Regions from separate parts of the Homo sapiens genome. Here regions 1, 3, 4, 5, 6 and 7 are each linked to region 2. A link is a contact called in ENCODE Hi-C or POLR2A ChIA-PET data. All regions are on one chromosome and are shown on one strand. Each heading gives the region's core, a stretch centred on a gene start or an enhancer-like site at or near the end of the contact. The rest is flanking DNA. Distances are from core to core; before and after follow the strand shown.

Region 1 (2,700 bases), core at 189-2,688, 860 kb before region 2:
ATCTGAATCCAGGGATTAGGACCAAGTCTGTCCACCTAGAATAGACCCGGCACCATCACGCTTCTGGAACCCGGAGGTGCCAGAAGCCCCTGCCTGGATGTTTGCCCAGCTGATCCCAGTCCTGTGGCCCCAAGCACCTTCTTGGGGTCCATGTTGAACTTCTTCCTGCCCATTGCCATCTTCCGGTTCCGTTGCAAGGTCTTACTGCAGGAGCAGAGAGCAGGGTTGGGGGTGGAGGGTCAATGCCTGGGCATCCCTGGCCTCAGCCAACCCCACGCCCCCTAGGTCATCCGCCCCAGCCCTCACCTGCCCTCATTGGCCTCCAGCCCCTCCACCTCGCTCATGGCTTCACTGAGCTCCTCCCGCAGGCGCTGAATCTCCACCAGCAGCTCCTGCTTCCGCCGCCGGATGTTCTCCAGCTCCATCCGCTCCTCCGGAGTCAGGTCTGGGGGTTCTAGGGATCGGGGTCAAGGTTTAAAAGTCAGTGCTAGGGGCCGTGAGCCTGAATTCCTGCAATCTGGGGGCGGACAGAGCTGGGAGAGGATGTGTAAGGGGCTTCCTATGTCTGCACAGAAGAATGGGCTGGGGGCCTGGATTCCTCCCTGCAGAGGAGAAAGAGCTGGGGCTCTAAACTCTTGAGTCCTGGGGGACAAGGGGAATTGGGGCCCGGATTCCTGAGTCTGAGGGAGAAGGGGAATGGGTGCCTGAGCTCTTAGATCTGAGGGAAGAAAGGGCTGGGGGCCTCGGCTTCTAGGTCCATTACTTGGAAGGGGACTGAGGCCTTGGTTTTCTGACTCCATTACTGGCGAGGTAGCTGGGGACCTGGTTATCCGGACTACTGGGTCCATGAAAAGTCACTACAGCCGGGGGAACTGATGACAGCTCAGGAGAGTTGGGAAGGTGGGGCGGGACATCGAAGGCCCCCGCCCCCCAAGATTTCTCCCCTCCCCGCAACCCAAGCGCCCCTCCCCGGCCCCGGCAGGCGCTGGGCTCGCCCGCCCCTCCAGCGGGAATGGTTCCGCCCCGGCCTCGCCTCCACCACTCCATCCCGCCCCTCCCGCCGCCACCGGAAACAGGCTCAGCCCAAACAATGGCCTGGAACGCCCGGCTTTCGGGCCCCGCCGGAAGCCCGTCCAGCGCCCAACAAAAGCGGCGCGACAAGTCTACGACTGAGCCGAACGCTTCTGGGCGCCGCGCGCCAGGGGGAAACGTTCGCGGCGGAACGTTCAGGAGAAAACGCTCCAGCAACTCCCAGCCGACCCCGCCCCTCCCCGACCTACCATAGACGCCGTCCTCCATGGCGGCTAGGAAGGCCCGCGGGGAATCCGGGGCGGTCCCGCCAGTCGGGCCTGGATCCGCGTTGGCCCGCGGGCTCGGGTGAGCCCGCTCAAACGCCCCGGGAGCCACCGCCGCCTCCTCAGCGCCAGTCCTCAGCGCTGAAAAGACTCTTCCCTTCGTCGCCCAACCGCCCCTTCAGTAGGGACCGCCCCTCTTTTTGACACTGTCCAATCCACAGTGGGCGCTTTCGTCCTCCCCGCCCTCGCCACCAAAGGATCGTTCTCCAGGGCCAACAGTCGTACAAAAAGCCGGTGTAGGTATGTCCGGCCAGAGGTAGACGGCCCGCGGGGCCAATCGGAGTGCAGGCAGGGCAGCAGGCCCCGCCTCCGAAACAACAGAAAGCACTTGACAGGCTTGCTCTCCAATGAGAAGCCCCGGAAAAGTGTCGCGCGGAGGCGGAGCCACGCGGTACAGCCACCTCTGCGCCTGCTCAAAGGCCCTGGACACTTGGAGTCTAGGTAAACCGAGCCCCGCCTCCGATAATACGTTGCTAGGGGGCGGTACTTTGTTAGTCTTGTTGCTAGGAGGCGGGGCTAGAACTGGCTTGTTTCCGTAAGCCACACCTCCTAGCAGGCCATGCTGGCTTCTGACCGCAAAGGTTGCCATGCAACCGGGAGCGGCTTTAGGCCTCCTTTTCTTTTGCATTTCTTCTCCGCGTATTTCCCCTCCTCTCAGCCCCTTCTTACCGCCGAACTCCTTCTTTATCACCATCTATGCCCTCCCCATCCCCCTCAGCCTCTTCGGAGTCGTGGAGTGGTGAAACAAAAGACTTCTTCGTTTTTTCTTTTTTTTTTTTTTTTGAGACAGAGTCTTGCTCTGTCGCCCAAGCTGGAGTGCAGTTGCGCGATCTCGGTTCACTGCAACCTCCGCCTCCCGGGTTCAAGCAATTCTCCTGCCTCAGCCTCCCGAGTAGCTGGGATTACAGGGTTGCACCATGATGGTGCATGCCTGGCTATTTTTTGTATTTTTAATAGAGACGGGCGTTTCACCATGTTGGCCAAGCTGGTCTCGAACTCCTGACCTCATGATCCGCCCACCTTGGCCCTCCAAAGTGCTGGGGTTACAGGCGTGAGCCACCGCGCCTGGCCAAGATTTACTTTTTTCTAAATGCTATGCTATTTGGTATCGGTCATGGGGAATGGAACAGGGGAAGGTGAAATTTAGTGAAAGCACAGGCTCGGCCTTCCTGGCACCTTCTGCCGCTCAGACTCCTCCCTCATTTCTCCAAACTCCTTCCTTTAGCTTAGCATCCTCCTAAGACTCCTCCCTTCCCCAAGCATCCTCCTGCTAAGACAACTCCCCTTTCCTCAGCATCCTCCCACCTCTCTGATTCCTTCTCCCATCTCAGAGGCCTTTTTTCCT
Region 2 (2,700 bases), core at 15-2,514:
GGCTGGGGGTCAAGTCAACTCCTTTCATTGTTTAGGGGCGGTGCGAAGGGGGGAGCCCCGGTGGCCTCCTTCCCCATCCATCCCTCCCCAGCTTTCCAGGGCCCCCCACTGTCCGCGACACCCACGGGAGGGATTTGGGGAGGGGGCGCAGGGGCCGAGCGAGGCGGGGAGATGCAGGCTCTCCGCCTCCGGCCGGGAGATCACCGCCCGCTGCCCGGTGGCCTTCGCCTTCCCCGAAAGGCGGGGAGCGGGGCGAGGGGAGGGGGCCGGGACGGGGAGGGGGTCTCCGCGCCCCTCCCCCCGTGGAACGTTAGGTCTCCTCTCTCCGCCGCTCCATTGTATCCCCGGCAGCCGGCGGGAGGGCCGGGGAGGCACTGGGCGCCGGGTCTGGGCAGGGAAGCCGGTTGGGGGGGGGTCCCCATAGGATCGGGGCGGCGGCGGTGGTGGAAGAGACGCGGGGCTGGGGGTGCCGGTGGCGGTGGGCGCCGAGCAGGAAAAAAAAAAAAAAAAAAAAAAGGAGGCAGCGGGCGCTGCGCCCCGGCTGGGGGGCTGAGTGTGAGAGTGTCGCGGGGGTGGGTTCGGCCCCGGCTCCGGCTCCCCCCACACACACCCTCGCCGCCAACCCCCACTCCCCCCTCGCTTTTGCGCCCTGTCACAGCCCCGACTCGCAGGTAGAGAGAGTTAAGAGATTTAAAGAGAAATTGCTACATTGTGAGAAACTCACCCTGATGTTTGAGCAGCCGTCGGCGCGGGGTCTCCGAGACGGCCCCGCACGGGCTGCAAAGGGAGGACCCAGAAGGGGCCGGCCGGCCGGGCCGGTCAGCGCACTGCCTGATCGCATGGCGGCCGCTCGGCAGCCGCTGCCGGGCCCCCGCCGCCGCCCCGCGCCCAGGCCCGCGCGCCCCGGGCCCGCGCCCGTTCCGGGGAGCGCCCCTCGGGTATGCAAAAAAAAAAAAAATTTTTTTTAATTAAATGCAAACGGAAAAAAAAAAAAAAAAACCTCTCAGGTTTTGTGTTCCGCCCCCCACCCCCTTCCTCCTCCTCCTCCTCCTCCTCTTCCCTCCGCCCTCGCCGGAGGAGGGGCTTCAGGAATCCCCGCCCCGCGTCCGGGCGGACCAGCCCCGGCCCCGCCAGGCCGAGCGGCGGGACCCGGAGCCAATGGGAGGCTGCGGACGTCCGGGGACTGGGCCCTCCGCGCCGGCGCCGCCCCCGCCCCCAGCCCCAGTCCCGGGGGTTCAGGGGCGCGCCTGCTCGAGCTCGGGTGTAGTTTGTCGACTGCCTCGAGCCCTGATCCGGATGCTGGGGCGCGGGGGAGCTGAAGGGATCCGCGCTCCCAGACCGCCGGTCCGGCTGGGGAGGGGGCGCCGTGCGTCCTGGGCGCGTCCCCTGAGGCGGAGGACGGTCGTCCGGCGGGAGGACGCGTCCAGGGGGAGCGCCGCAGGTCCGAAAAGATAGCGGGAGTCGAGGATGAAGGAAATGGAGGGGATGGAGGGGAGTTCCCCCCGGAGGTGGGACCGCGCCGGAGCCCAGAGTTGGAGCCTGACAGGGTGGAAGGCGGCGGGGACTTCGGGGTGACAGGCCGGGACCCCAGGCGTGGCTCGATCACTCACCCTAGCTGGTCTCCGTCGAGCCACGGCGGCGCCGGGGAGGCGGGTCGGGCCTGCCTCGGAGCCTGTCCCCGGCCGCTCTGGCCGCGCTGATGGGATTCCCAGAAGCCCCAGGACGCCGCGGTGGTGTCGGGTCCGTTTCCGCCCCACCAGGCCGTAAACGCCCTGCTGGCGGGACACGGATTCACGCGTTGCCCTTAGCGAGCGCTTGGTGAGCGCCCACTGTGTGCGCTGCGCAGTGCTGGGGGCCCAGTGGGGACACAGAGCCCCCGGACCTGCCCTCCCGATGCTTGCAGCCCAGGGAGATTTATACTTTGTTTTAGTCCCTTCTGCCTCCCCAGTGCCCTAGAAAAGCTCGTGCACACAGTAGGTGAATGCGGGTTGAATAAATGAGTAATCGAGACAGATTGTGATTTTGTTGTTGTTGTGTTATATTTTGTTTTGTTTTGAGACGGAGTTTCGCTCTTTCGCCCAGGCTGGAGTGCAGTGGCACGATCTAGGCTCACCGCAACCTCCGTCCCCTGGGTTCAAGCTATTCTCGGCCTCCCAAAGTGCCCGGCCTCTGTTTTTTTAAGCCTTAACATGTGTTCTAGTATCTTGGCGGTACTACCCATAATATTTACTTCAACGTATTTTTTTTTTTTATAATTTATCGGCCAGGCGCAGTGGCTCACACCTGTAATCCCAACACTTTGGGAGGCCGAGGAGGGTAGATCACCTGAGGTCAGGAGTTCGAGACCAGCCTGGCCAACATGGTGAAACCCCTTCTCTACTAATAATACAAAACTTAGCTGGGTGTGGTGGTGCACGCCTGTAATCCCAGCTGCTTGGGAGGCTGAGGCAGGAGAATCGCTTGAATCCGGAAGGCAGAGGTTGCAGTGAGCCGAGATCACACCATTGCACTCCAGCCTGGGCGACAAGAGGGAAACTCTGTCTCAAAAATAGTAATAATAATAATAATTTATCCAGCCTGGGCAACATAGCGAGACCCTGTCCAAACAAAAATTAGCCCAGCATGGTGGTGTGTGCTTGTACTCCCAGCTACTTGGGAGGCTGAGGCAGGAGGATCGCTTGAGTCCAGGAAGTCGAGGTT
Region 3 (2,700 bases), core at 147-2,646, 710 kb before region 2:
GCCCGCCACCACGCCCAGCCAATTTTTGTATTTTTAGTAGAGACGGGGGTTTCTCCATGTTGGCCAGGCTGGCCTCGAACTCCTGACCTCCAGTGATCTGCCTGCCTTGGCCTCCCAAAATGATGGGATTACAGGCGTAAGACACTGTGCCTGGCCCCAAAGGTTTACTGTTAACTATTATTATTAATTTTGGGGATATTAAATTAGGGTCGGGGTGATGACTACTATGTACACGAGTCTCTTGGGAGGGGACCAGGTGCCCAGAACTCTGATAAATTGAGAGCAGGGGAATTCAAATCCTGGATCCAGGGAAGGGAACTGGATGATGGGATGTCTGGGTATCTGATGGGCCAGAGCTGGGTTTGGGATAGCTGTTGGTGATTCGGGCTCCCTGAGGGGGTGAGGGATGGACAGTTCAGTGCTTGGCTGGGTACCCCAAGACCTGGAAGCTGGAATACCAGTATAGCACAGACTCTAGAGCCACACTGGTTGGACTCAAAATCCAAGCTGTTTTACTCAATGGCTGTGTAATTTTTGGCAAGTTACTAATAACTTCTCTATGCCTCAGTCTCTTCATCTGAAAAATAGAGATAATAGTAAATACATTATAGGGCAGTTCTTAGGGTAGTGCTAGTCATATCAGGCATTGGGGCTCTGAGTGGAGTCAGTACTGGGGGACCCTGATTCAGGATCTCTAGGAGTTGGGGAAGGGGCAAATTCTTGGGTCCATTGGGTCTCAAGGCTAAAGTTGGGAATCCAAAATGAGGGTCCCTGGGGGAGAATAAGTAGTCTCAAACTTAAGTGCCTGAGAGACAGAAACTGGGGTCCGCACTCAGATCCCTAAGGAAGTTGCAAAGTCTGGGTCACTGAAGGAAAAATTAGGGGCTGGGGAGACATACGTTCCTCTTGGGGAGCAGGAAAAGAGGGCTCCACTTTCTTGAGAGGACTAGGGGGAGCCAGGGGCTAGGAAGATGGAAACTTGAGCCGGGGAGGTGAAAAACACGAGTCTAGGACTCAGAATCAAGTTCCCTGAGTGGGATCGGCGCCAGGCTTGGGTACCCTGGGGATATTAGGGGGGTCCCCGCACTATGGCTATGTAGAAGGGGAAGAATCAAAGGATCTGAGGGTGGCGGCGGGATCTCCCCATCCTGGGCCTCCGAGATTATGAGCTGAGCTGAGCGTACGCAGGCCGCTTCCTCCCACAGGAAACCGCAGGCTTCGGGCACACCCAGCCTGCAGGGAGAGGCGCCCACTGCCCGCCCGCCCGGGGAGGCCCACGTGGGCAGCAGCCGCCGCCGCGGAGGGGGCGTGCCTTACAGAGCGAGTGGGTGTAACCAGAGGGGGCGTGGCCAGAAACCGGGGGGCGGTATGGAGTGCCCGAGGTCTCACCCACTTCCGCCCTCCAGCGCGCGGACGTGGTAGGCGGCCAAGCGTTTTTGGCTGCTTCCCGGGAAGCCGTTGGTCGCGCTTGCGTAGTGAACCGCTGAGGCTGTGTTGAGCGCTCCTTCTCCGCGCAACTCCCGGCTTCGACACCGCCTTCCTTCCTATGAATCCTTAATTTAACGTGGTCACAGTCAGCTTAAGACCGGCACCTCTCGGGCTCCGTCTTGTAGGACCTCGGCCTGGCTTCGAGGGCTTCCATACAGGTCACCGCAGGCTCTTTCAACTCCCGCCGCTTCCAGGCCCGCGGTACTAGTGAGACCTCAGCCTCGACCTCCCCAGGACCATTTCGACCTCCCGCAGGCCTTCAAGGCCTGAGCGCCTCCCGATTAGCCCGCCCTTCACCGCCCTTCCACCGGGCCCCTCGTAAGGCCTTCCAAACGCGACCCTCGAAGCCCGCCCCTTACGGGGAAGCCCCTCCGCTCGCTGTCTGCGAAGCCCCGTCCTGTACTGGTGTCCGTGCCCCTCCCCTCGCCGGCCCCGAAGCCCCGCCCCTCGAAGTTCTTCCCACTCACTCTCCTCACAGGTCTCAGCCCCGCCCATCACAGCTCCCTACGGCACGCCCCTCTCAGGCCTCACAGCCGTGCACCTCTCAGGGCTCCGCAGCACCGCTCCACAGGCCCTCCCGGCTCCGCCCCTTTCAGGACCTCGCCGCCCATCAGTTTTGTTTGTTTGTTTGTTTGTTTTTTGAGACGGAGTCTCGCTCTGTCGCCCAGGCTGGAGTGCAGTGGCGGGATCTCGGCTCACTGCAACCTCCGCCTCCCGGGTTCAAGCGATTCTCCTGCCCCAGCCTCCTGAGTAGCTGGGATTACAGGCACGAGCCGCCATGTCCGGCTAATTTTTTGTACTTTTAGTAGAGACGGGGTTTCACCATGTTGGCCAGGTTGGTCTCGAACTCGTGACCTCAAGTGATGCGCCCGCCTCGGCCTCCCAAAATGCTGGGATTGCAGGCGTGAGCCACCGCGCCTGGCCTTGCCCATCAGTTCTCAGTCCGTGGGAACCCTGCAGGTCTACGCCTCGCATCCTTCTCCGCCCCTCCTCCCATAGTTTCTCCCGCGGCCTCAGTCCCTCCCTGGCCGCTGTCCTCAGTCCTCATTGGTCCCTTATCTCCCCAGTAACCAGACCACAACACTGAACTTGGAGCACCAAGAACAGGTCAGGCCCGTCGGCAGGTAGGGCCCAGGACTCCCCCGACCCTGCCCAACCCCCACTACAGCAGGCCGGGGTTTCCCCCTCTCCTGCGACCAAACAGCCTGGCCT
Region 4 (2,700 bases), core at 82-2,581, 840 kb before region 2:
GATCATGCCATTGCCCTCCAGTCTAAGCGACAGAGCAAGACTTCATCTCAAAAAAAAACCAAAAAACAAAAAATTAGAAGGGCCTGGTGGCAGGCGCCTATAGCCCCAGCTACTTGGGAGGCTGAGGCAGGAGAATCCCTTGAACCTGGGAAGGGGAGGTTGCAGTGAGCCAAGATCGCACCACTGCACTCCAGCCTGGACAACAGAGCGAGACTCCATCTCAAAAAAAAAAAAAAAAAAAATGGGCCAGGCACGGTGGCTCACGCTTGTAATCCCAGCACTTTGGGAGGCAGAGGTTGCAGTGAGCCGAGGCTGCGCCACTGCACTCCAGCCTGGGTGACAGAGCGAGACTACGTCTCAAAAAAAAAAAAAAAAAAAAGAACATGAGGAGGTGTTGGGAGTTATGGACACAGGGGATGGGTCAGATGTGTTTCAGAGTATGCAGAGCAGGCTCCTGGGACCATACTTACCCGAACTCGGTTGATGCCACCATAGTGGGGCACCATGGCCAGCTCCAGCTGAGGTTTCCGCTCTTCTTCATCCTCTTCATCTTCCTCCTCTTCTTCTTCATCACTGCCCTCTGAGGGTGGGGGCTTTGTCCCATGCAGATTGTGCATCCGAAGCATCATCAGTCTGGGAGAAATTGTGGGGTGAGTTAGGCACTAGATTCCAGGATTCTTAGGAAGGAGAGAGGCTGGAAACCCAGACTCCTGGATCTGCGAGAGGCAGAAACTGGAAGCCCTAACTCCTGGGTGCTGAGGAAGGGGCTGGAAACTGAGCCTCCTGGTCCTGGAAAAGCCTCGGGTCTTACCTGTTGCTCTGGGCGCTCTCAGCCTGGGTCCCAGCACACAAGTAAAGTGTAAGAGGAAGCTCTGTCCGGTTGTCTCCCAGGTGATCCCGGACTATGTCAAAGCTGAGACAGGGGGCGCCTGGGGATGGAAGGCGGGGTTTACGAGTTAAGACGGGACAGTAAGAGCTCAGTCCCCACCTCCCTCATGGATCAACCGCCTCCGGTATGAAATCACTTCTCTTAGACCCCAGCCTTCTCTTCCCGAGCACCTCTCAGGTTAAAGGCTCGGGATCAGCCACCTCAGGACCCTGGAGTCCGGACTCAGCCCTACCAGTCTGCGCTCGGTGGTAGAGCACATAGGCCTCCTCGTCCATGACCAGCTCCTCCCCTTCGCGTAGCGGCGGCCCCCGGCCGGGCAGGTAGACCTGGGCCGGGCCCTCGGAACTTGTGTCGCCGGACTCGGCTTCCATGGGTTCCCCGGTTTCACACGTGCGCCGCCGACCCTTGCGCGCCGCCATCTTCGAACCCTCTCGCTGCTGACACCCGGTAAGAGCGTCACTTCCGGGTTTCGCTTTCCGCCTAATGAGATCCGCCCTACTGCGCGGTTACCTTGGAAACTCCTGGGACCGCTAATCGGAGAGGGTGCGGAAACGCTGGAGGAGAACTCAGGTAATGGCGCCAGCGAAAGAAGCCTGCGGATACGGAGAAACTGCATCTTCGCGTGACTTTGGGCGCTGTTCCTCGCGGTAGTGGCAAGGCCTTCTGGGAGTTGTAGTTCTACGGGAGGCTTGTTTTCCCCATTGTCCAGTTTGATTCCGAGAGCGTTCTTTCCAGTTAATTAATTATTCATATATGCAAATTTGCTCTTTCACTGGCAAGGAGACTGAGTTTCTACTCCCCGAGGACCCATAAGGCCGGTTTCTTTTCCTCTCTCTGTTGTGATGGCTTTCATTTGTTTCAAAAATGCTTTCTTGTAGACAGGATGGATATTATCTGTAAGTTAGGCGGTTCAATCTACCCTCTAGGGGCAGTCAATTGCCTAACCAGACATTCACATTTCAGCTCTGGTCAGCGAGCACTTAATCAGAAAGTCCACCCTCTGGAGGCAGCTATTACAAGTGCTTCGTCTCTCTTTATCGCCCATCAGCACCAGCGGTTTGGCTAATTGACATAATGAAATGTTAGAAATAGATTCTCATTGGTGAGATTAACAGCATTCAAGATAATGCGGATTGGCTGGGATATGTCAGACACTCTCCTAGCTTGCATGAACAGGATATTGAGAATGTAGCAAGCCTTGGTACCTATAGCCATAGGAAATAAAACCATACCTTTGATCTTAATATGTTTTGTCTCCGGGATCTATCTCACCACTCTCTTGGGGTCTCTTATCTGCCCCAGTACCCTCTCGACTTTCTTTTCAGGGTCTCTTCCCACCTCCTCTTTCTTGGTCTTTGTCTCCCCAGGCACCTCCTTTCAGAGTCTCTGTTCTCTCTCTAATTCTGTCTCCTCTTCCCCTGTGGGACTTTTGTGTTTCTGTTTCCTCCAGAGAATTTGAGGGGGGCTAACAGATACGGAGCTTAGGCTTGGACTGAGGAGGCATAAAAACATGGTTTATTCCAAACACTGCAATGTGGAATAAGAGAGTGGGAAGGGAAGTTGGTGGAGAAGTGTGGACTCCCAGACCCTCCCCTCCGCAACCCAGCCCCAGACCCGGCTGGAGATCTGGGCAGAGGAGGCTTTTTGGAGGTCTGCTGGGTCATCACTGAAGGGTCGCAAATAAGGGTTGGATTTGGAGAGGATGTGCTTGGTGGCAAGTGGGGTGGTCCGGAGGTGCGGCAGGGTGGGAAGTTTTGGCTTCAGGGAGGTTGGGTTCATCGCGGTGCAAGGGAAGGCGGGGCTTCCGTTGG
Region 5 (2,700 bases), core at 78-2,577, 820 kb after region 2:
CTCTTCGCAACCTCTGCCTCCTGGATTCAAGCAATTCTTCTGCCTCAGCCTCCTGAGTAGCTGGGATTACAGGCATGTGCCACCACACCCAGCTAATTTTTGCATTTTCAGCAGAGACAGGGTTTTGCCATGTTGGCCAGGCTCGTCTGGAACTCCTGACCTCAAGTGATCTGCCCGCATCAACTCCCAAAGTGGTGGGATAACAGGCGTGAGCCACTGCGCCCGGCCGTATTATCTCATTTGAACCCTTGCAACACTCAAGGCGGTATGACTTATTATTATTCCCATTTACACATATGAAGACTGAGCCTCATAGAGGTTGTAAATTACCTGAGGCCTCACAGCTGCTGTAGGAGGAAGCTTCTGACATTACCACTACAATCTTTGAGCAAGCATGAAAGCCTGAAATGTCACAGAACAGGCTAGAGATGGGAAAGGAATGAGGATTTCAACACTGTCAGGTGGAGTAAGGAATCATAATTCATTGTTAACCTCCCAAACGGCCACTAACAGAGAATTTGGGGAGGCAGCAGAGTGGGTGCGGTTAGGGGCTTGGGAGGTGGGCATGCACGTGTCATCCTCTCTAGGTGTGGCCTCAAGGTGAATGACTTCCTCTGCCTCTGGGGTTCAAGCGATTCTCCTGCCTCAGGCTTCCAGTAGCTGGGATTACAGGCACGTGCCACCACACCAGGTAATTTTTGTATTTTTAGTAGAGACGGGTTTCACCATGTTGGCCAGGCTGGTCTCGACCTCCTGACCTCAAGTGATCCGCCCGCTTCACCTCCCAAAGTGGTGGGATTACAGGCTTGAGCCACGGCTCCCTAAATAAATACATCAATTTTATTTAAATCTTACAGCAATCATATGAGACAAAAGCTTTTAACACCTGCACTTTATATTCGAGGAATTAAAGTTCTCAGAGGCGACTAAAGACCAAACTCAGGGCTGAGGAGTTCCAAAGCTGAGTTGAGTTGCAAATGAATCACCGAGGACCACCGGAGCTTTCTAGCGACCCTCGCACCAGGGAACGAACCCCTGTGGTTTAAGGGCTCCAACCCACAACCCAGTTCCTTTGGCGGGAAACAGCACCCTCCCAAGGCCCCGCCCCTTCCTGGCCCCGCCCCGTCGTCTCTGGGCCCGGCTCCTGGAGATGGGTATTATTAATCTGCCTTCTATGGGGGACCTGGCCCATCTCGGGTATCAGCCCCGCCCCTACTCGTCCAGTCTCCGAACGCTCTGCAGCCAATCGGCGCCCGAGGGTCGGTCCCCGCCTTCTCAAGCCCCGCCCCCTACCCTTATCCCTGGCAGCTTCCGCTAAACGGGCTCAGAGCCACGCGGCACGCCCGGGAGGCTTTCTCTGGCTGGTAACCGCTACTCCCGGACACCAGACCACCGCCTTCCGTACACAGGGGCCCGCATCCCACCCTCCCGGACCTAAGAGCCTGGGTCCCCTGTTTCCGGAGGTCCGCTTCCCGGCCCCCAGATTCTGGCATCCCAGCCCTCAGTGTCCAAGACCCAGGCAGCCCGGGTCCCCGCCTCCCGGATCCAGGCGTCCGGGATCTGCGCCACCAGAACCTAGCCTCCTGCAGACCTCCGCCATCTGGGGGCACTCAACCTCCTGGAGCCAAGGGCCCCACGTCCCACCCAGAGAAACTCTCGTATTCCCAGCTCCTAGGGCCAAGGAACCCGGGCGCTCCGAACTCCCAGCTTTCGGACATCTGGCACACGGGGCAGAGCAGAGAAGCCTCAGCGCCCAGCCTGGGGAATTTAAACACTCCAGCTTCCAAGAGCCAAGGAACTTCAGTGCTGTGAACTCACAACTCTAAGGAGCCCTCCAAAGTTCCAGTCTCCAGGTGCTGTTACTCAACTCAGTCCTAGGAACGTCGGGTCCTGGGAAGGAGCCCAAGCGCTCCCAGCCAGCTTCCAGGCGCTAAGAAACCCCGGTGCTTCCCATCATGGTGGCCGATCCTCCTCGAGACTCCAAGGGGCTCGCAGCGGCGGAGCCCACCGCCAACGGGGGCCTGGCGCTGGCCTCCATCGAGGACCAAGGCGCGGCAGCAGGCGGCTACTGCGGTTCCCGGGACCAGGTGCGCCGCTGCCTTCGAGCCAACCTGCTTGTGCTGCTGACAGTGGTGGCCGTGGTGGCCGGCGTGGCGCTGGGACTGGGGGTGTCGGGGGCCGGGGGTGCGCTGGCGTTGGGCCCGGAGCGCTTGAGCGCCTTCGTCTTCCCGGGCGAGCTGCTGCTGCGTCTGCTGCGGATGATCATCTTGCCGCTGGTGGTGTGCAGCTTGATCGGCGGCGCCGCCAGCCTGGACCCCGGCGCGCTCGGCCGTCTGGGCGCCTGGGCGCTGCTCTTTTTCCTGGTCACCACGCTGCTGGCGTCGGCGCTCGGAGTGGGCTTGGCGCTGGCTCTGCAGCCGGGCGCCGCCTCCGCCGCCATCAACGCCTCCGTGGGAGCCGCGGGCAGTGCCGAAAATGCCCCCAGCAAGGAGGTGCTCGATTCGTTCCTGGATCTTGCGAGGTCAGCTCCCGCTCCCCCGGGAGGTGGGGAAGAGTGTTACGGATGGCGGGAGTGGTCACGTGGACAGGACGGGGCTTTGGGGCCCCTGGAGCAGAGACTTCCCTCTAGAGTCTTAGGAAAACTCGACAGGATATTGAGGGGAGGCTCCAGCCCTCGGGAGTGTGAGTCTAGTCTCCTGG
Region 6 (2,700 bases), core at 124-2,623, 890 kb after region 2:
TGGTGACAGAATCGATACTGTACCGACCTCAGCTACCCCCAACGGCCGTACACCAGGAAGAGGGGCTCTTCTGGCAGCCCCCATCCTCAGCCAGCCCTGCCATTTCCAGTCCTGCCAGCATCCCAGCCAGACAGGTGGCCCTTCTCTTAGAGCTCAAACCTAGGCCTTGACTTGTCAATCAAAGGGGTGGGTGGGGCAGCTTCCCTCAAGCAACTTCACTCTGGGATCTTGGGCAAGACGTTTTGCTTCTCTGAGGCTTCAGCTTATTCTGTGTAAACTAAATGGTAGCCACTATTTGATTATTAGCTGGGGAGGAGAGATCAAGCCTGACCCCTGTAGCGGCTGGAGTTTTACAGCAGGGCCCACCCAGCACCCAGTAGGTCCTCACAGATACTTGCTGGGTGACTGAATGGGTGTGCCCACCCATCAAAGCCTGAGTGCTGGAGGTGGCCACCCCTTTCCGCGTATTATCAGAGACAACCACCTCTTACTGAACTGCTGCGTTTCCAGGCACCAGTATACCATGGCATCGGCTCCCACCATCCCATGTGGGGTCAGTCCTATTACAGTCCCAACAGATGGAGGGACTGAGGCTCACAGAGAAGCCACTCACCCAAAGTCACATGGAGAGAAAGACACGCACACGTACTCCACATCCCCAGGAGACACACTCTGCATCTATGAAGTGGTATGGGTGTGCTGTCCTCCCTCGGGGCAGCCCCACACTATCCTAAGGCGGGGTTGGGGTGGGCGGGGGGATGGACCCTCCCCACCCATCCAGTTAGCGCCATGCACCTTGCCCACCATCGCTGGAGACAGACCTAAGGCGAGCCCCTTCCTACCCATCTGGAGGCCTCGGTCTTTCCATGTGTTAAATGGGCTGGGGCCGGGGGACGCTCTGCAGCACCCCCTTCCCTGGGCTGGGACGCGGCGGGGAGGGCAGGGGTGACGCTCGGAGAACAGAGAGGCCGAACCCAGAGAGCGGGCCGGGACCTGATACCGATTTCCCACCCGTCCCCTGCCATGGGCGCCGGACGCCTGCCGGAGAGGGCTCCCCTCCTTAAAGGGCCAGTGGCCTCCAAGCCCGACGCCTGCGACCGGCGGTGGGTGATAGTGTTTCCCCTCCCTGTCCAGCCGAGGGAAAAGTTAACTTTCCAGGCTTGGCTGTGTTCAGGGAAGGAACTGGTCTCGCCTGCCTGCCCTCCATCCCTCACACCATCCCTTGTCCCGGACCCTGGAGGCGGAGGTCCAGCCCCCAACTCGGAGGCCCCGGGCCCACCCTCCCCTTCCGCCCCCGGCCCCTCGGCAGGCTCCGCCCCTCTCTGACGTCGCCGAGGCCCGCGCCGATTGGTCGACTGCACTGTCGCTCCGGACACTTCCTCCTGGGCCGCCGCCGCCGCCGCCGACTTAAACTTTGGAGGGGGAAAAAGAGCTACTGGCGCCTGGCGACCCTCCCTGCCCCCCACCCAACCCCGCTCCGGCAACGCCCCCTTCCTCACGGCTCCCGACCGAACTTTTCTCCAACTTCTGCGACTCGTGAGATTCCCTTCTACCCACTCCGGCCCTCGGGACCCCTCTGCCCATCCCCTGGCCGGTCGGGTCCCTGCGAACCCCTTTATCTCTGGAATCCACTCGGTCCCCGACTCAGAGACTCCTGCCCTCCACCCCCAAGGTGAATTCCCCCGGGCCGCCTTCTGAGTGGGATCCTCTTCTTGGAGCACTGGATCCTGGGATTCCCTCTGCCCCCTTCTCAATCCCTCCTCTAGGGAAGGGGCCTTTGAATCGCGGGCTCTCCTGATCCCTGTGACCCCGACCTACTAGATTTCCTCTCAGGCTTCTTGGAATCTCAATCGCTGGGACCTCCAACCCACTACTTTTCTCCTTTCTGATCTTCTGGGAGCCCTGGATTCCGGGCCTCTGACCCACTATAGTGCCTTTCTCTCCTTCCCAGGACCCCGCCATCCTCAGGTCCCCTCCGCCTGCCAGATCTTTTCTCGGATCCCCGCTCTCCCACCACCTGCTCACGAGATCCCGCGGATCTAGAACCCAGGGTCCCCCGGGGCCCCCCGGCCGGGTCCCGGGTGGGCTCCAGGCGGCCGGTCCCCGGCCTCCCCCCATGGCCACCGCCCCCTCTTATCCCGCCGGGCTCCCTGGCTCTCCCGGGCCGGGGTCTCCTCCGCCCCCCGGCGGCCTAGAGCTGCAGTCGCCGCCACCGCTACTGCCCCAGATCCCGGCCCCGGGTTCCGGGGTCTCCTTTCACATCCAGATCGGGCTGACCCGCGAGTTCGTGCTGTTGCCCGCCGCCTCCGAGCTGGCTCATGTGAAGCAGCTGGCCTGTTCCATCGTGGACCAGAAGGTGAGGGCGCAGGCTCCCTGGATCCAGCTCGGGGAGAGGTTGAAGGAGGGGGCGCTGGCAGAGGGGTCTGGGGCCTGGTGTGCGGAAGAGGGAGGAAGGAGACCTGAGCTTTGGGTGATGGAGGGATAGGGGGCATTGCCCCCCTCCATTGCCCCTCTCCCCACCATCCCTTTGAGAGAGGACTGGGCAGGGGTGGGGTGCCCCAGAGGCCTCCCCAAATTTCATGTCCCTGCATGTCGTTGTTTTCTGCAGCAAACAGGGAGGAAGGGAGGGGCCAGCCAGGTGTAGAGAGGGGAGGAAGGGGCAGCAGATGTCGGCGGACCTCCACGTCCAGGCCCATCCCG
Region 7 (2,700 bases), core at 45-2,544, 950 kb after region 2:
AGGTCACACAGCTGGAAAGTGACAGATCTGTGACTCACCCCGAGGAAGTCTGGCTCCTGGAGACTTTGCTGTCTATCGCCACTATCAATTTCTCTCCATCTCACCACCAGAAGGTCACTTCGTGCACGGGGAATCATAAAAGAGGGAATTTCTTGTATGATCTTCTGGGCCTTGGCTTTTAGGGAGCCAAGGTCTGTCTGAGAGATGAGTATGAATATTAGAGCTAGGTCTTGGAAGTTGGTAGAGGCAGGCTCGGCGTAGTGATACAGATTGGCCGCCTGAGGGTGCCCCAGCCCTGCTTGCGGAGCCTGGAGAGACAGCAGGAAGCCTTGGAAACGAATGTCAGGCTCAGACTCCTAGGACCAGAGAACGTTGAGAATAGAGCATCATAGAAGGCTGAGAACAAAGCCCCTTAGAACGTAGAACAAAGGCCCCTGGAATGGAAGAATGATGAGCACACATCCTCCTAGCACCTGGGAGACAAAAGCTGCTTAGACTCTCTTCTGGTCAAAGCATAGAATCTTCCACCCAGGGTCTTATAATTCCAGAATTTGGAATGCAATCGATCTTAGACTCTTAGCAGCAAGACCGGCTACATATTTGGCCTAGTGCAAAGTGAAAATAAGGGGCCCCTTGCTCAAAAACTAAAAATTTCAAGACAGAAATTGCAGAACATTCAACCAAGCGCGAAGACCCTTCTAAGTGGATTCCAAGCCGGTGAAGCCGGCCCTAAGTAGAAACAATTTCATCGGAGGACGTCCGTCTGGTTTTACAGCTGAGTGTCTGGGAAGGCTTCTTGGAAGAGGAGGCGAAGTCAGGGCTCGACCCCCTAACCCTTTTCTCCCCCTGCGCAGCCTCAGAAGCTGAAGGTTGGGCGGGGTGGAGGGGTAGGAGCAGCTGCCAAACTGTCACGTGTACCCATTCCCTATTTATAGATCACCCTTCCCCTCGCGCCGGACAGTCCAATGGTAGCCAGCGCTCGCCCGCAAGAGGGTGGAACCTGCTGCAGGACCGGCCAGGCACAGACCAATGGCATTGAAGCAAGGGCGGGCTTGTTTCATTGTGACGCGTGGGGGGGCGTGGCCAGGGCCCCGAGGCAGTTGCACGGAGGGGGCGTGGCGAGCGGAGTGAGTAGGCAGTTGCGAGCATGCGTCGTGTTGGGCGGTGCGGTTGCACGCCCGAGAGTCTTCGTCAGGAAGCTTATTCGCCAATAGGCGGCTGTTGCTCGGTCGCCGGGGGCGTGGCCATGCAGATAAGGCGCGGGTGGGCGGCCCAATGGGCGGGCGCCTATGCAGATGAGACGGTGACAGCCCGGCCAGCGGGCGGGCGGGCAGGCTGCTGGGGCGGGGAGGTGGGACCGGGAGAGGGGTGGCCGCGGGGCCCGGCCGGGCTGGGGCGGGGGGCCGCAGCCATGATCCGGGCCTTCTCGTTCCCGGTGAGCCCTGAGCGGGGCCGGCTGCGGGGCTGGCTGGAGGGTAGCCTGGCCGGGCTCTGCGAGTTACATTGGCTCCGGGAGAGGCAGGAGTACCGCGTGCAGCAGGCGCTGCGGCTGGCCCAGCCCGGAATGGGGGGCGCCGAGGCCGAGGACGAGGAGGACGCCGATGAGGATGAAGATGCGGCGGCGGCGCGCCGGGCCGCAGCGGCCCTGGAGGAGCAGCTGGTAAGGGGCTGCCTGTCCGTCCGTCCCTCCACCCCCGTCTGTGTCTGTCTGTCTCGGTTGGATGCTCAGACACCGGGCGGGGGTTGGGGACCCGGGTAGGCAGGGAGTGAGAAAGGACAGGGGGTGGGGCTGGCGACCCCGGAGTTCCGGCGGCGGGCCGGACCTGGCCTCCCCGCCCCCAAATCGGGGGAGGGGGAACTGCATCGCCCCCACTGGGGCCTCGTGAGAAACACAGGCCCTGTCTCTTACACCCCTTCCCCAAAGAAAATCCTTGTGGGCGCCAAGTATGTGTCAAACCCGAGACCGGGTACTTTGCAGGCGTTGTCTTCTTGCGGCTTGGGAAACGGGGTGATAGTCCCCATTTAACAGAGAAACAAATTGAGGCTCAGAGAGAGCAAGCGACTCACCCAAGGTGACACAGCCAGGCTCCAAACATGCCCTTCTCTGGGCCCCGCCACCAGGGCTCCATCTTCCCTAAGTCCTGGTGTGCTTGGAGATCTCTGGAGGGGGCGGGGTGGGAGGAGGGGAATCTCAGGGCCTCCAGAGGGAGGGACCACTGCTGAGAGGAAGCTCACAGTCCCTGAGGACCCCCCACTGGGATCTTGACCCTTTGGTGACACTTCCCCTGCTTCCTACCTGGCCCCAGCTCTCCTTGACCCAAGGGGAGGCAGGTCGAGGCAGCGCCTGGGGGAGACTTCTGGACTCTGGGTGTTCTCATGGTGGAAGATGGGCAGAGGTCTCCGGAATGACTTGAGGACGCCCCATGCCTCTCCCCTTTCTATGTCATTCCTTGAGTCTCCCGATCTCGTCCTGGGTTCTGTCACTCTCTCCGTCCTGCCACATCCCTGTGACTTTCTGTGTCTGCTTCTCTTTCTTCATCCTGTCTCTCTGTCTCTGTGATCTCTGTGTCCCTCTGCATCTGTCTCCTTGGCCTTCCCTTCCTGCCTGTCTGCACCTCGCTCTCTTCTTCTTGCCCGACGTCCCAGGCTCAGTCTGTCTTCCCCTCCCCCCAGCCCGCACACCCTGGCTCCACGGCAGAT

What was found. Hi-C counts contacts between places; a loop is a spot of excess contacts on that map. ChIA-PET counts read pairs that join two places held with the same protein, here RNA polymerase II (POLR2A). Pooled maps may share reads with other maps.
Region 1: a loop to region 2 is called in a pooled map, with 7 times the contacts of the local background. The contact joins the promoter of CYTH2 here to the promoter of BICRA-AS2 in region 2. A Hi-C loop is called at or near these places in 1 of 37 single-sample maps with no recorded cell type and 7 of 50 pooled maps.
Region 3: a map of naive thymus-derived CD4-positive, alpha-beta T cell shows a loop between it and region 2 (5-fold over the local background). The contact joins the promoter of ODAD1 here to the promoter of BICRA-AS2 in region 2. A Hi-C loop is called at or near these places in 1 of 168 maps with a recorded cell type or tissue (naive thymus-derived CD4-positive, alpha-beta T cell), 6 of 37 single-sample maps with no recorded cell type and 11 of 50 pooled maps. POLR2A ChIA-PET finds 5 or more read pairs at or near these places in 1 of 52 experiments (BJ).
Region 4: a loop to region 2 is called in a pooled map, with 7 times the contacts of the local background. The contact joins the promoter of GRWD1 here to the promoter of BICRA-AS2 in region 2. A Hi-C loop is called at or near these places in 6 of 50 pooled maps.
Region 5: a pooled map shows a loop between it and region 2 (6-fold over the local background). The contact joins the promoter of SLC1A5 here to the promoter of BICRA-AS2 in region 2. A Hi-C loop is called at or near these places in 2 of 37 single-sample maps with no recorded cell type and 6 of 50 pooled maps.
Region 6: a loop to region 2 is called in a map with no recorded cell type, with 11 times the contacts of the local background. The contact joins the promoter of PRKD2 here to the promoter of BICRA-AS2 in region 2. A Hi-C loop is called at or near these places in 4 of 37 single-sample maps with no recorded cell type and 7 of 50 pooled maps.
Region 7: a pooled map shows a loop between it and region 2 (6-fold over the local background). The contact joins the promoter of DACT3 here to the promoter of BICRA-AS2 in region 2. A Hi-C loop is called at or near these places in 5 of 50 pooled maps.

Annotation. Positions count from the first base shown.
Region 1 is chr19:48,468,107-48,470,806 of GRCh38, reverse strand. CYTH2 (cytohesin 2) reads right to left here and starts at 1,438. Exons shown (of 12, transcript NM_004228.7): 1 at 1,281-1,438; 2 at 307-454; 3 at 138-204. The coding sequence starts at 1,299. LOC105372430 (a long non-coding RNA gene) reads left to right here and starts at 1,274. Exons shown (of 3, transcript NR_186576.1): 1 at 1,274-1,796. RefSeq lists a silencer at 1,233-1,422 and enhancers at 786-1,779, 1,973-2,132, 1,837-2,337.
Region 2 is chr19:47,607,193-47,609,892 of GRCh38, reverse strand. BICRA-AS2 (BICRA antisense RNA 2) reads left to right here and starts at 1,264. Exons shown (of 1, transcript NR_186352.1): 1 at 1,264-2,020. It overlaps BICRA (BRD4 interacting chromatin remodeling complex associated protein), which reads right to left and starts at 759. Exons shown (of 15, transcript NM_001394372.1): 1 at 725-759. RefSeq lists silencers at 575-644, 715-764, 825-874, 985-1,364, 1,425-1,504 and 2 more.
Region 3 is chr19:48,320,667-48,323,366 of GRCh38, reverse strand. It overlaps ODAD1 (outer dynein arm docking complex subunit 1), which reads left to right and starts at 1,396. Exons shown (of 16, transcript NM_001364171.2): 1 at 1,396-1,689; 2 at 2,556-2,595. LOC124904735 (a long non-coding RNA gene) reads right to left here and starts at 1,899. Exons shown (of 2, transcript XR_007067284.1): 1 at 1,390-1,899; 2 at 1-577. RefSeq lists enhancers at 892-951, 962-1,021, 1,241-1,535, 1,542-1,781 and silencers at 1,132-1,421, 1,892-2,011.
Region 4 is chr19:48,444,614-48,447,313 of GRCh38, reverse strand. It overlaps GRWD1 (glutamate rich WD repeat containing 1), which reads right to left and starts at 1,331. Exons shown (of 7, transcript NM_031485.4): 1 at 1,122-1,331; 2 at 812-929; 3 at 471-633. The coding sequence starts at 1,308. It overlaps GRIN2D (glutamate ionotropic receptor NMDA type subunit 2D), which reads right to left. Exons shown (of 14, transcript NM_000836.4): 14 at 2,383-2,700. RefSeq lists enhancers at 1,251-1,340, 1,501-1,580.
Region 5 is chr19:46,787,221-46,789,920 of GRCh38, reverse strand. SLC1A5 (solute carrier family 1 member 5) reads left to right here and starts at 1,327. Exons shown (of 8, transcript NM_005628.3): 1 at 1,327-2,521. The coding sequence starts at 1,956. RefSeq lists silencers at 1,010-1,169, 2,140-2,189, 2,200-2,249 and enhancers at 1,115-1,409, 1,058-1,659.
Region 6 is chr19:46,715,787-46,718,486 of GRCh38, reverse strand. It overlaps PRKD2 (protein kinase D2), which reads left to right and starts at 1,373. Exons shown (of 18, transcript NM_016457.5): 1 at 1,373-2,356. The coding sequence starts at 2,117. LOC107987269 reads left to right here. Exons shown (of 4, transcript XM_017027568.2): 2 at 1-134; 3 at 511-688; 4 at 1,310-1,953. The coding sequence ends at 1,676. RefSeq lists an enhancer at 78-127 and silencers at 1,248-1,407, 1,428-1,477.
Region 7 is chr19:46,659,776-46,662,475 of GRCh38, reverse strand. DACT3 (dishevelled binding antagonist of beta catenin 3) reads left to right here and starts at 1,294. Exons shown (of 4, transcript NM_145056.3): 1 at 1,294-1,660. The coding sequence starts at 1,412. DACT3-AS1 (DACT3 antisense RNA 1) reads right to left here and starts at 2,112. Exons shown (of 3, transcript NR_040042.1): 1 at 2,068-2,112. RefSeq lists silencers at 917-1,036, 1,247-1,496.